2 separate regions of the Homo sapiens genome follow, and region 2 is linked to region 1. Evidence: chromatin contacts called from ENCODE Hi-C or POLR2A ChIA-PET data. All regions are on one chromosome and are shown on one strand. Each heading gives the region's core, a stretch centred on a gene start or an enhancer-like site at or near the end of the contact. The rest is flanking DNA. Distances are from core to core; before and after follow the strand shown. Region 1 overlaps CLYBL (citramalyl-CoA lyase). Region 2 holds the start of LINC01039 (long intergenic non-protein coding RNA 1039).

Region 1 (5,364 bases), core at 2,288-4,787:
AAAAATAAATATACAGGTTTAAAAAGACATTTAGAGTGAATAACTCGTCTGACAGAATAACAACAGTTAATTTTGCAACAGAATAGAAAAATGTTTTGATCTCAGTTTTTCAAGAAGTAGGAAAACAATCTGTTACAAAAAAGAAGCTGTTTGATTGTACCCTCATGTCTAACTAAAAAAACTAGAGTAACTACAGTAAGAGTAAAAAGTTCTAATTCATGGTTTAAGGGAATTACAATTTTCTGGAAATTCTTCTACTTTTTTTTCTCTTTTACTTTGCTTTGCTTTAGGGATTAAGACTATTCAAAGTAAAGAGTATTATGCTTAAAATTAAGGAGACCAAATAACTTGGTAATCAACATTTAACAATCAATATTGTTAAAGAAGAAATTATTTTGTTTGAATTTTTCGGTGTAAATGTGTTTTGTCAAAAATTTTTTTCAATTAAAATAGCATATTTTTAATGGGATGGTCTACTAAAATCACTAAAATTGACACTTAACTATTTTTTCATTTAAAGTGAAAAACCCAAAATATATTGCAAGAAATTTGTAGCAACATTTTTTAAAAACAATTTTTTTGGACACTGCATCTGAAATCTAATGATGGAAAAAATCGGAAGCATTCTAGATGTGACTTCAAGTACTGATTTTTCAACACACTGCAACACACATTTCCACATGTTAATTTTAAATATCCTTGCCTGTGATTGAAAGAAACAATTATTCAATACTCTTACAAGTACTGGTAAGGAAAATTTTAAAACCATGAGAAATTACAATAGAATCAAATTATGTAGACGGGATACATAGCTTTTAGAACAGAGCAAAGAATTCTAGGGAATATTTAAATATGTTGAGTCCTTTGAGTGTGGCTGTTTGTTGGTGGCCATTGGTGGGTTAGAATTGGGGGAGTTAGTGAATCAAAGACTAGAGAGACTATTCGCAAACACAGACGTTAATATGAGAACACAGGAGTATAAACTTAATGGGTAGATGCAGGGGCAACTCTAAATGCATCCCTGCATTGAACACAATACAGAGATTGTGTTCTCAACAGGTCAAAGGACCAATGAGCAAACGCTGGTACAAGGCTTGGGGACTTGGGGCAACAGAGTCCATGAAAGCATCAATCACCACACGTTTTTAAAAGTGGAAACCGAGGCAGTTACCCTGAAGGATGACCGACAGAGGAATAATATTTGGCTACCACTGTTCAATTGCCTTTCCCAAACACAATGCTTTGCTTGTTTCTCCGGCTTCCTGCAATCTTTCATGTTTTAGATACACACATTTCAATCCAAGTATTTCAGTTGCCATAACAACTTCATAAATTTGTTCTCAGATGTCCTTTTTAATCACATCATTTAAAACAAGCTGGATGTGTCGCTGGAGTGCCTCAATTTATTCCATTCGCACCTAGCTCCTAAGGAGTCTGGTATTTGTTTCTTTTTCTCTAAGAAGCTCAAACACCTGAAAATAACATCGCTATCTCCTCTCTGTCTCCACAGGCAAGGGAAGTTTTTTTAAAAATGCGTGTGTGGCCTTATTATTAAGTTTTTTAAATCCAGGTGATATTATGCCCAGAAATCGCCCCCTGGTTCACAGAAGAGAGACTGCTAACGCCACCCAGGTCTGTACAGGAGGCCCCTGCCCAGAGAATGCTGCTTTATTTCCACATATCAATTATTTATGCCGCCAAACAGGTTTTTGATAGAATCCTAGTGGTTTTAATTGGCTTCTGGTGACTATTACTATATAATACCTTTAAAATATCATCTACCTTATGATGGGAAAATAAAACTATGCCAATATGTAAGTTTCAACGGCATGCATTAATTTTTAAACTACTCCCGGATGTTTTAGGATTTCCTGCCAATAAAGAATAGGGCATAGTATTCCTGGCATCATTAAATAAATGACTTTTGCCAACATCAACAAGCAAACAATAGAAAACAGGACTCCACCAACAAATGAAAAGGGGGTGTCAAAAAATTCAAGCCTGGCTTTTTGCATATGTAGTGAAACTGAAGGCACTTCCCCAGCAAGTATTGAAATGCACAGATAAGAACACAAAAGGCCTTGAAGTGGTTTGAAGGGTCGCAATTTGCTATTAAACACAGCAGATGGAAACCTGTGAAAGCCCACTTAACGGAACTTTTGAATGCTCCTGTGTGAAATCAAGAGTCATGCACAAGTTAGGGCAATCACTGATTCTACAGTTTTTTAAATTGCACTCTCAGTTTGTTAGAGGAGAAATACACACACACACGCATATATATACATATATATATATACACACACACACACATAGCTTAGAGGATGATTTAGAAGAGGAATACTAATCCCCTCTCTGTCAGAAATTAAAATGCAAGGGTGAATAGCATGCAACTAAGTACCAGCAAAGAGTAAATATTGGTTATGTTTAGGAAAGAGCATAAAAACAGATGTGATATAAAGTTAGACCTTTCACTTCAAAAAATACTAAGCAACTAGTTCTTTGCCCCTGGGGGAAAAATCTCTTTTAATTATGTAAAAAGTGAAGAGACGGTAGTAGGATTCTTTACCTTTGAATACTAAATTAGGAAACAGCAGCATCAAAGGCAGGCTTGATCTGTTTTGCCTGAAAAATTAATAGGCTTTACAAGTCCTTTGCAATGGAGTCTAGGATTGCATAAAAAAAGAGGCTCTGGTGACACCAACAGTCCCAGGAACAAAATGCAGCTGTGGAGGCGGGTTGGGGGTTGGGAGAGGGTTTTTGTTGTTTGGTTTTGGGGGATTTTTTTTACTTTTCTTTAATCAAAATGGATAAACCCGGCTGCCGAAACTCCGCAGAGAACCTGCTCTGCCCGAGGCTTCCTCCCCACCCCACCTCCTTGTTCCTGTCCACACCCCGCCCCGCTGCCTGTGGCCGAGGCCTGTCGCCGGGCTGGAGGGCCTAGCTACCCCAACTCCGCGGTTTCAAAGCGCAGAGAGTTGAAAGGAGGGGAGGCCGGCGTGGGGGAGAGGGACACAGGAGGAAAGGCCTCAGTCAGAGTCCCCGGCAGCCTCGGGGTTTCGCGATGGTTCCCTCCTGGTCCCTCCTGGAAGTGGGAGGCGGACCCTGCGCTTTGCAGCAGAAACTTTCTGGGAGCCTGGAAGACTTGTCACCCAGTCCGCGGTCTCTCCAGCAGTGGGAGGAGCGCTGAAGGTGGTGATTACTATCGACAAACCTAAAATTCTTTCTCTTGAGAGCTCCCACACTATTCACCCCGAGTGGGCCTGCGGATGAAGCTGCTGGTGCCAAAAAGGGTAGGAGGGGGCGCCATGGCAGTCCCCTGCCGGCGGCCCCTTATGAAACCGGGCCGGTTGCTCTGCAGAGCGCACGCAGGCGGCCTTCTGCTCGCACATCGAACTGGCATCCTCGTCTTTTGTCCATGACGTCCCTGTGCCCCACTGCTGCAGCCGAGAGGGACCGCGGCACCAGCGGGCAGGGAGGGCTGGCGCGCCCCGCCAGGTCAATAGCAGGAAACTCCGAAGGCAGGGCGAGGAAGGCACGGGCTTGGGTTCTGCCCCGGACTGCGAGGAAACATGGAGACTCAGGGCGAGCAGCTCCTAAGGAAGCCGACTTGGCTTCTGTTCCTGGGAAAAGCGGATCAAGAAACTCGCTGAAGACCACTATTTACAGATGAGCCACAGCAGAGCTGCTTAATTCACTCAATAACAAACCTTAATTGCTCAAAACAAAGCAGCTAAGTCTCTTTAGAGTGCTTCAAAGGCCCTTCACATTGTAACTTGCAGTATAAAATGTATGCAATATTTCCAAAAAAGAAAAAAAATTCAGAATCAAGGATAAAGTTAGAACTTTACCTTAATCTTCTTTTAAAGAGTTTTTTTCCCCATCTCCCCCTCTAATTAGGTCAAAATTTAGATGTTATTATGATCTAACTACAATCTGTTTATTTTACTGCCTTTTTAAAAGAAAAGAGACATTTGTGCCTTAATCCTAAAAAGCCCCAAATCTGAATTTAAAAGAATAACATTATTGGACAATTATATGGAAAGTCAAGAAAGATTTTTGAAAGAACTATCAAAAGACAATATTTATATAGAATTCAAGCATTAGCGGTGAGCCTGACACAGCAAAACCATTGTATTTTCCACTAGTTTTGTTTTGCTCTATACAGCTGTGTTTTCACAGATGCAAAGCCATGTGTCTCCACCAAAAGGTTTAGCCCTCCCTTCAGATGTGAATGCGGATCAAAGGTTCAAACGCAGAAATACAAGATCCTTTTCCCTTTGGAACATGTTTTTATTTTTCTGCAGTGGCTGCAAACCAGAATTTCCATCTGTTGTCCTTCTGCAGTATACAGGTTAACCTTAACAGTGGGGCTCGGAGCACTGTTATCTCAGCTAAGAAGTGCACAGATGAAGCACGTCTGCATGTACCATCAGAGCAGCTCCCCAAGATGTCCACGCAGCTAAGACAGAATTGAACCAGGCAGGAGCAGAATCCATTTTAGTTGACATATAGAAATTAATTTTCATTTCTGTGCAACATCAGAACGGATGATGAATTTAAGATGGGGTTTTGCTTTCACACCACATGCACCTTGGTAAAGATAACATCAACCATGATTTCCTGTCTGTCCCTCCTCCTTCCTAGAGCCAGCAGTATGCAATAAGACATTTTGCATTTGAATCTCAGCTTGCTGAAAATTCTCTAACAACAGAAAATGATTTGATAAAACAACTCATTAATTTTAAGTATCTTACAATTTACCAACCCATAATTTTGAATGGAAATTTTAAAAAAATTTGTTACCTATTAATCCTTTTAATAACTCATCCTCTCAATTTCCATTTCTTTATCAAACATACCCTCAGAGTGACTGAGAGAGAAACAGGTTTCTCTATTACCTACTCTAAACATGGATTTACTGCCATGTAAACATTGGCTTAGGAGAACAGTAAAAATGCGGCAATGCAGCTAACAAGGTGGGAGGCTTTGAAGGTATTTCTGCCAGGTTTTTAAGGTCACTAAATGTTAAGAGAAAAATGAACTAGAGAGGAACATATATATATACCTATCTGTAGACGATCAAGAGAGGTTAGAGGGACAAATGGCGGGATGACAGATACAAAGCTTTGGCTAGTTCATGGGGAGATTTTACAGAAGCCCAAAGTGGAAAGTGCCGTGGACCCGACTGAACACCAATGTGTGAGTGCCATCTAGTGGTCTGCCTAGAACTGCACCCTGGTCTACTCCCTGACAAACACGCCACCCTAAGGTCTGGGGGTTCTCCACCCCATTTCTCCACCGCATCCTGGCTCATTCTATCACTCCCAACCCTTCTATCCGATTACTGTACCTTTTCTGCTCTAA
Region 2 (5,065 bases), core at 870-3,369, 81 kb after region 1:
AGTGATTTGCAGAGGACAGCAGATTTTGCAGCTTCCTGCCCCCTGAAAAAATACAAAATAAGGATTCCTGTCTCATTGTTAAATTTTGCAGGCAGGGAGGGCGAGTTGTCTTCATTCAAGCTCTTGTCACACTGTCCCCAGAACCTGGCCCCGACTAGGAGAACGGCCTGCCTTGGTTAAGGGGTCATTCAGCATTCAGTGTTGTCTCACTCAGAATCCTGCACTTCCAGCTAAAATCCAGCTCAGGTCAAAGGCACTCAGTGCAGTAAAGGCATCTGTGCTCAGAATCCAAATATCAATAGAACAGAAACTAAAAATAATCAAAACCACTGAAAGGAGGTTAAGAGTCCTGTCCTGAAAACAGCTATTATTTGCCCATCCTCTAGGTTACGGTCAAATTAGGACTCAGGAAGCGAAGGCTCTAGAGCTCCCTCAGATGGTTATTTTTATTTCAATTCCATCCCCATGTCAGAGTGTATTTCATTACTTACTAGACTTGGGACATTATTGGTTGCCTGCTGTATGAGTTTCCGAGGGCTGCTGTACAAAATACTGGCACCGTATGGCTTAACAACAGATTGATTCACTCACAGTTCTGGGGTCAAGGTCCTGAGATCAAGGGCCATGCTCCCTGTGAAATCAGCAGGGAAAGATCCTTCTCTCTTCTTCCAGCCTCTCTTGGTTTGCTGGCAATCCTTGGCCTGCTTCGGCTTGCAGCTGCATGGCTCTGATCTCTGTCTTAGCTGTTATATGGCATTCTCCTATTTTTATAGGGACACCAGTCATCTTGAATTAGGAATCTGTTCCACTCCAGTATGACCTCATCTTAGCTAATTACAGCTACAAAGACCCTATTTCCAAATGATGTCATGTTCAGAGGTACTGGGAGGTTAGGACTTCAACATATCTTTTTTTGGAGGGGACACAATTAACATCGACCCTAGACCTTTACCTTTTTCTCTAGTAAATCCCAGATTTTTCCAAAAGCATACTAACTGATAGGCCTACAGATAAAAATACCCAAGCAGAGACCGGGACGACCCTGCCAATGTGGTAATGGCTCGTCCCAACAAGTTATTCCTTGTGCATAATAGTTCTTGGGCTCAGCCACAGAATGTGCTCTTTCTATGTATTTACAAGATTACAAGATCTTGCTCTGTCACCCAGGCTGGAGTGCAGTGATGCAATCATAGCTCACTGCAGCCTCTAACTCCTGGGCTCAAGCAATCTTCTTACCCCAGGTTTCAGAGCAGCTGGGACTACAGGTGCGCACCACCATGTCCAGCTAATTATTTTATTTTTTGTAGAGACAGGGTCTTGCTATATTGCCCAGACTGGTCTCAAACTCTCAGCCTCAAGTGATCCTCCCACCTTAGCCTCTCAAAGTGCTGGGATTACAGGCATGAGTGACTGTGCCCAGCCTCTATTATTTCTTATAACTGCATATAAACCTAAAATTGTCTGTTAAAAAAAGAAAAAAGAAAAAAAGAAAAAGAAATGACTTGCTGGGGTTGGGTTGGTAGGGAGGAGAGCTGGGTCCTGGTCTCCTTTAGAGTAATGTGCTTTGATTATGTAACAATTGTGGAGTTCTGGGTCCTTCTGCACCTGGATCTTTCTCTGGGGAATGGGAAGGCGAGAAAGATAAGGCAGGGAGAAAGTGGGGATGTTGCATTTACTCCCCAGACCACCCTATGTTTCTATGTGTACAGGACAACGAGCTGGGCCATCCTTCCCTAGGAGAATAACTGGTCACCTGAGCCCAGCAGCAACACCTCAGAACCTTCCAGAAAGCCCAAGAAATTACAAAGTCATGCTGCCAGTGGGCCCACAGGTCAGCACCGTGTTGCCAGCAGGATGTCCTCTCCTCAGCCACACAGAGACTTGGATCTGCTGCTTCTGAACACAGGCTCCCACCCAGGGGAGATGTCTGTAGGTCTTCCTTCAGCCATGTTCCCCCAGGGAGGCTTGGCCTGGCTCAGACTCTCCTTGCGCTCCAGCCCCCGAGGAGTTTCTAAAACCTGCCTTTGCCAAGGGGCCCATCAAATTCTGTTTAGAGGCAGGAGGGTTTGTGTGCCAGCAGGACGGTTGCTATATTGCCCAGGCTGGTCTCAAACCGCCCACAGAGAGTTCTGGAATGTCCCCCATGGCATCCCATCCACTGGGAACCTTTGCCCTTAGGGGCTTCTGGGGCATTCACAGACAATAGTACTGTTGGCTTCCTGTTCCACCCAGTGCAGACCAGAAAACAAGTCATAGGAACTGAGGGCCTTGCCTTGAGCTCTGCCCGCTTCAATCAAGAGGCCACTTGGCTTTTTCAGCTGGGCGCGGTGGCTCACGCCTGTAATTTTAGCACTTTGGGAGGCCGAGGCAGGCGGATCACCTGAGGTCAGGAGATCAAGACCAGCCTGGCCAAGATGATGAAACCCCGTCTCTACTAAAAATACAAAAAAAATTAGCCGGGTGTGGTGATGGGTGCCTGTAATCCCAGCTAACTCAGGCAGCTGAGGCAGGAGAATCGCTTGAACCCGGGAGGCAGAGGTTGCAGTGAGCGGAGATCAGGCCACTCCACTCCAGCCTGGGCAACAGAGCGAGAGTCCGAAGAAAAAAAAAGAGGCCACTTGGCTTTTTCAGAGAGCAAGAGGCACGATGGCAGGGAGTCAGGCAGATGACTTCATAAAGGAGACCAGTTCACTGCCCTCCGTTGGCCTCCCCACACTTTGTCTTAGGTCACCCTTCAACTGCTGCGTCCTCTCCTGTGTTTGATTGGTGTTTTCAAACGCTCAGCAGCAAACCAGTGGAGGTGGGCTTCTCAACCAGCAGCTCCCAGTCTATGAGGTCAACCTCCAAACTGATTTCCACAGTAAAACCATCCTTTCCTCTGATTGGAAGGGATTTAGGCTCCCCCTCCCCCAATCAGCAACTTGCACCCTCAAAATGAACTACTCCTGCTGAGCTGCCTGGGAGCAAGATTAGGGGGAGACACTCTCCTCTCTGCCAGTGAGTCACGCCCTCTAACAATTTCTGTCCTGCCCATATGGTCCCATTATGATTGGGGAAAATAAAGAAAAATATGTTACTCTTTATAATGTATAGAAAATCTAAATATTATAGCAAATCTGGTAAAATCAACATAAATATTGCCAATGCCAAACCACTGTGTCTGTGTGACTAGAAAATGATGAAGGTCACAGGTAGTCCAGGCTTATTGTAAGTGGCATCTCTACCCAATTCCCTTTCCACCGCTTGTTCCTTGCCCACAGAACTTCACATATATTTATTCACATGTCACTATAGCAACCTAAAGATGAAATATCTGAATGTAAATGTAAGAAGGGATAAAAGCAGATTTCACAGATTCTTCAGCGCTTTGAAAATAGGCTGCATCTCCTTCCGTTTCTATGTGACCGTAATAACCTGGACCAGGATTGCCCAGGAAAACAGGGCGAGGCAACCCCTGGGCGCTGGGGTGCCAGGTTGGGCCCCTCCCCAGAGCAGCCTCCACCAATGCCGCCCTTGAGCCAGCATGAGGAGGCGCCTTTGCCTCCCGGGGCCATCCTGGGGACACAGGAGGATGTTGTAGGGGCATTGCTGGAACCTGGAGCCTGCATGGGATGCACCTGAGGCGCGGATGCGCTCGGCCCCGCCCTACCTGAGCACAGGTTGGGGAGATTCCTAACCCTATCCCTAACCCCAACCCAACAAAAGGGCGTTGACTTCAAACCAGCCCAGGCTGGCTGCGCCAGAGCCAGCCAATGAGACATCGCCCTGCTTCCCGGTGAGTGGAGGACACAGCCCCCTCCAGGGAGCTACATTGAGTGTGCTGAGAAGGACCTGTCCTCCCCACCTGTCCACACTCATTTTCTGATTTTTTGTTTTTAATATAAAAAGAAGCTTCTCGTTCCACTGTTACTCACATGGTTTAAAAAACTGCCCTGATTGATAGAGTTTGAAAAGAAAAAAAAAATTCACACTGGGGTGGAAATAAACCACAGGGTGACTGACTTCTCCCGAAACGATGTTTTTCAGATGAGACTGGGGGCTGGGGGAGGAAGCTCCAGGACAGCGTCCCTCTCGGGAGCAGAACCGGAAGGCCCGCGTGCATACAGACGGGCACCTGTACGTCACAGCCAGACACGTGTTTTGTTTTGTTTTTTTAGACGGAGTTTCGCTCTTCTTGCCCAGGCTGGAGTGCAATGGCACGATCTCGGCTCACTGCAACCTCTGCCTCCCGGGTTCAAGCAATTCTCCTGCCTCAGTCTCCTGAGTAGCTGGGATTACAGGCATGTACCACCACGCCTGTCTAATTGTGTATTTTTAGTAGAGACAGGGTTTCTCCATGTTGGTCAGGCTGGTCTCAAACTCCCGACCTCAGGTGATCCGCCCGCCTCGGCCTCCCAAACTGCTGGGACTACAGGCGTGAGCCACTGCGCCTGGCCTCCCGGGTTGTTTTTACATTGCTTTTCAGAGATCATTAATAAGGGGCCCACATTTCTGGGTAGCAATGGGCGAAATTAGATGATGCTTTGATTAGTTGGGCTCTGACAACGCATTTATTAGAGACATTGTCATTATGTACTGACTGGGTGGTTGAGATACGGAGCAATGGTTTCCTCTTCACATTTCTGTATACACTCATTTCTTTCCCCCAGCAGGTCCTAAGAGGTGGCTTATGCTGCTGTACATGTTTAATAAGTATCACAGAGGCGTCATGCAGTAACACTGTCTGCAATGCTTTGTATTAATGTGCTGAACATCCTTTACATGATAAGAACACAATATCCACTGCTGCCTCTAAAAAACCCACACACCAGGCTGGGCACGGTGGCTCACACCTGTAATCCCCAGCACTTTGGGAGGCCGAGGCAGGAGGATCACTTGAGGCCAGGATTTCAAAACCAGCCTGGGCAACATAGTGAGACTCAGTCTCTATTAAAAAAAAAAAAAAAATAGCCAGGTGTGGTGGTACAGGCCTGTAGTCCCAGCTACTCGGGAGGCTGAGGTGGGCAGATTGCTTGAGTCCAGGAGTTCAAGACTAGCCTGGACAACATAGGGAGATCCCATCTCT

The links. Hi-C counts contacts between places; a loop is a spot of excess contacts on that map. ChIA-PET counts read pairs that join two places held with the same protein, here RNA polymerase II (POLR2A). Pooled maps may share reads with other maps.
Region 2: a pooled map shows a loop between it and region 1 (2.2-fold over the local background). The contact joins the promoter of LINC01039 here to the enhancer-like site in region 1. A Hi-C loop is called at or near these places in 2 of 50 pooled maps. POLR2A ChIA-PET finds 5 or more read pairs at or near these places in 4 of 52 experiments (CD4-positive, alpha-beta T cell, activated CD4-positive, alpha-beta T cell, activated CD8-positive, alpha-beta memory T cell and 1 more).

The regions. Positions count from the first base shown.
Region 1 is chr13:99,656,149-99,661,512 of GRCh38, reverse strand. All of the region lies in intron 1 of CLYBL (citramalyl-CoA lyase), which reads right to left. Among named protein-coding and RNA genes, the nearest start is that of MIR4306, 16 kb to the right of the region's middle. RefSeq lists enhancers at 1-110, 1,755-2,270, 3,151-3,200, 3,211-3,300, 5,201-5,364. Within about 2 kb of position 3,537, at least 29 of the 41 ENCODE cell types and tissues checked have a DNase peak (open chromatin) inside an H3K27ac peak, as active enhancers do; they include CD4-positive, alpha-beta T cell, where a contact is called at or near this core.
Region 2 is chr13:99,574,166-99,579,230 of GRCh38, reverse strand. It overlaps LINC01039 (long intergenic non-protein coding RNA 1039), which reads right to left and starts at 2,119. Exons shown (of 4, transcript NR_126390.1): 1 at 1,840-2,119; 2 at 592-761.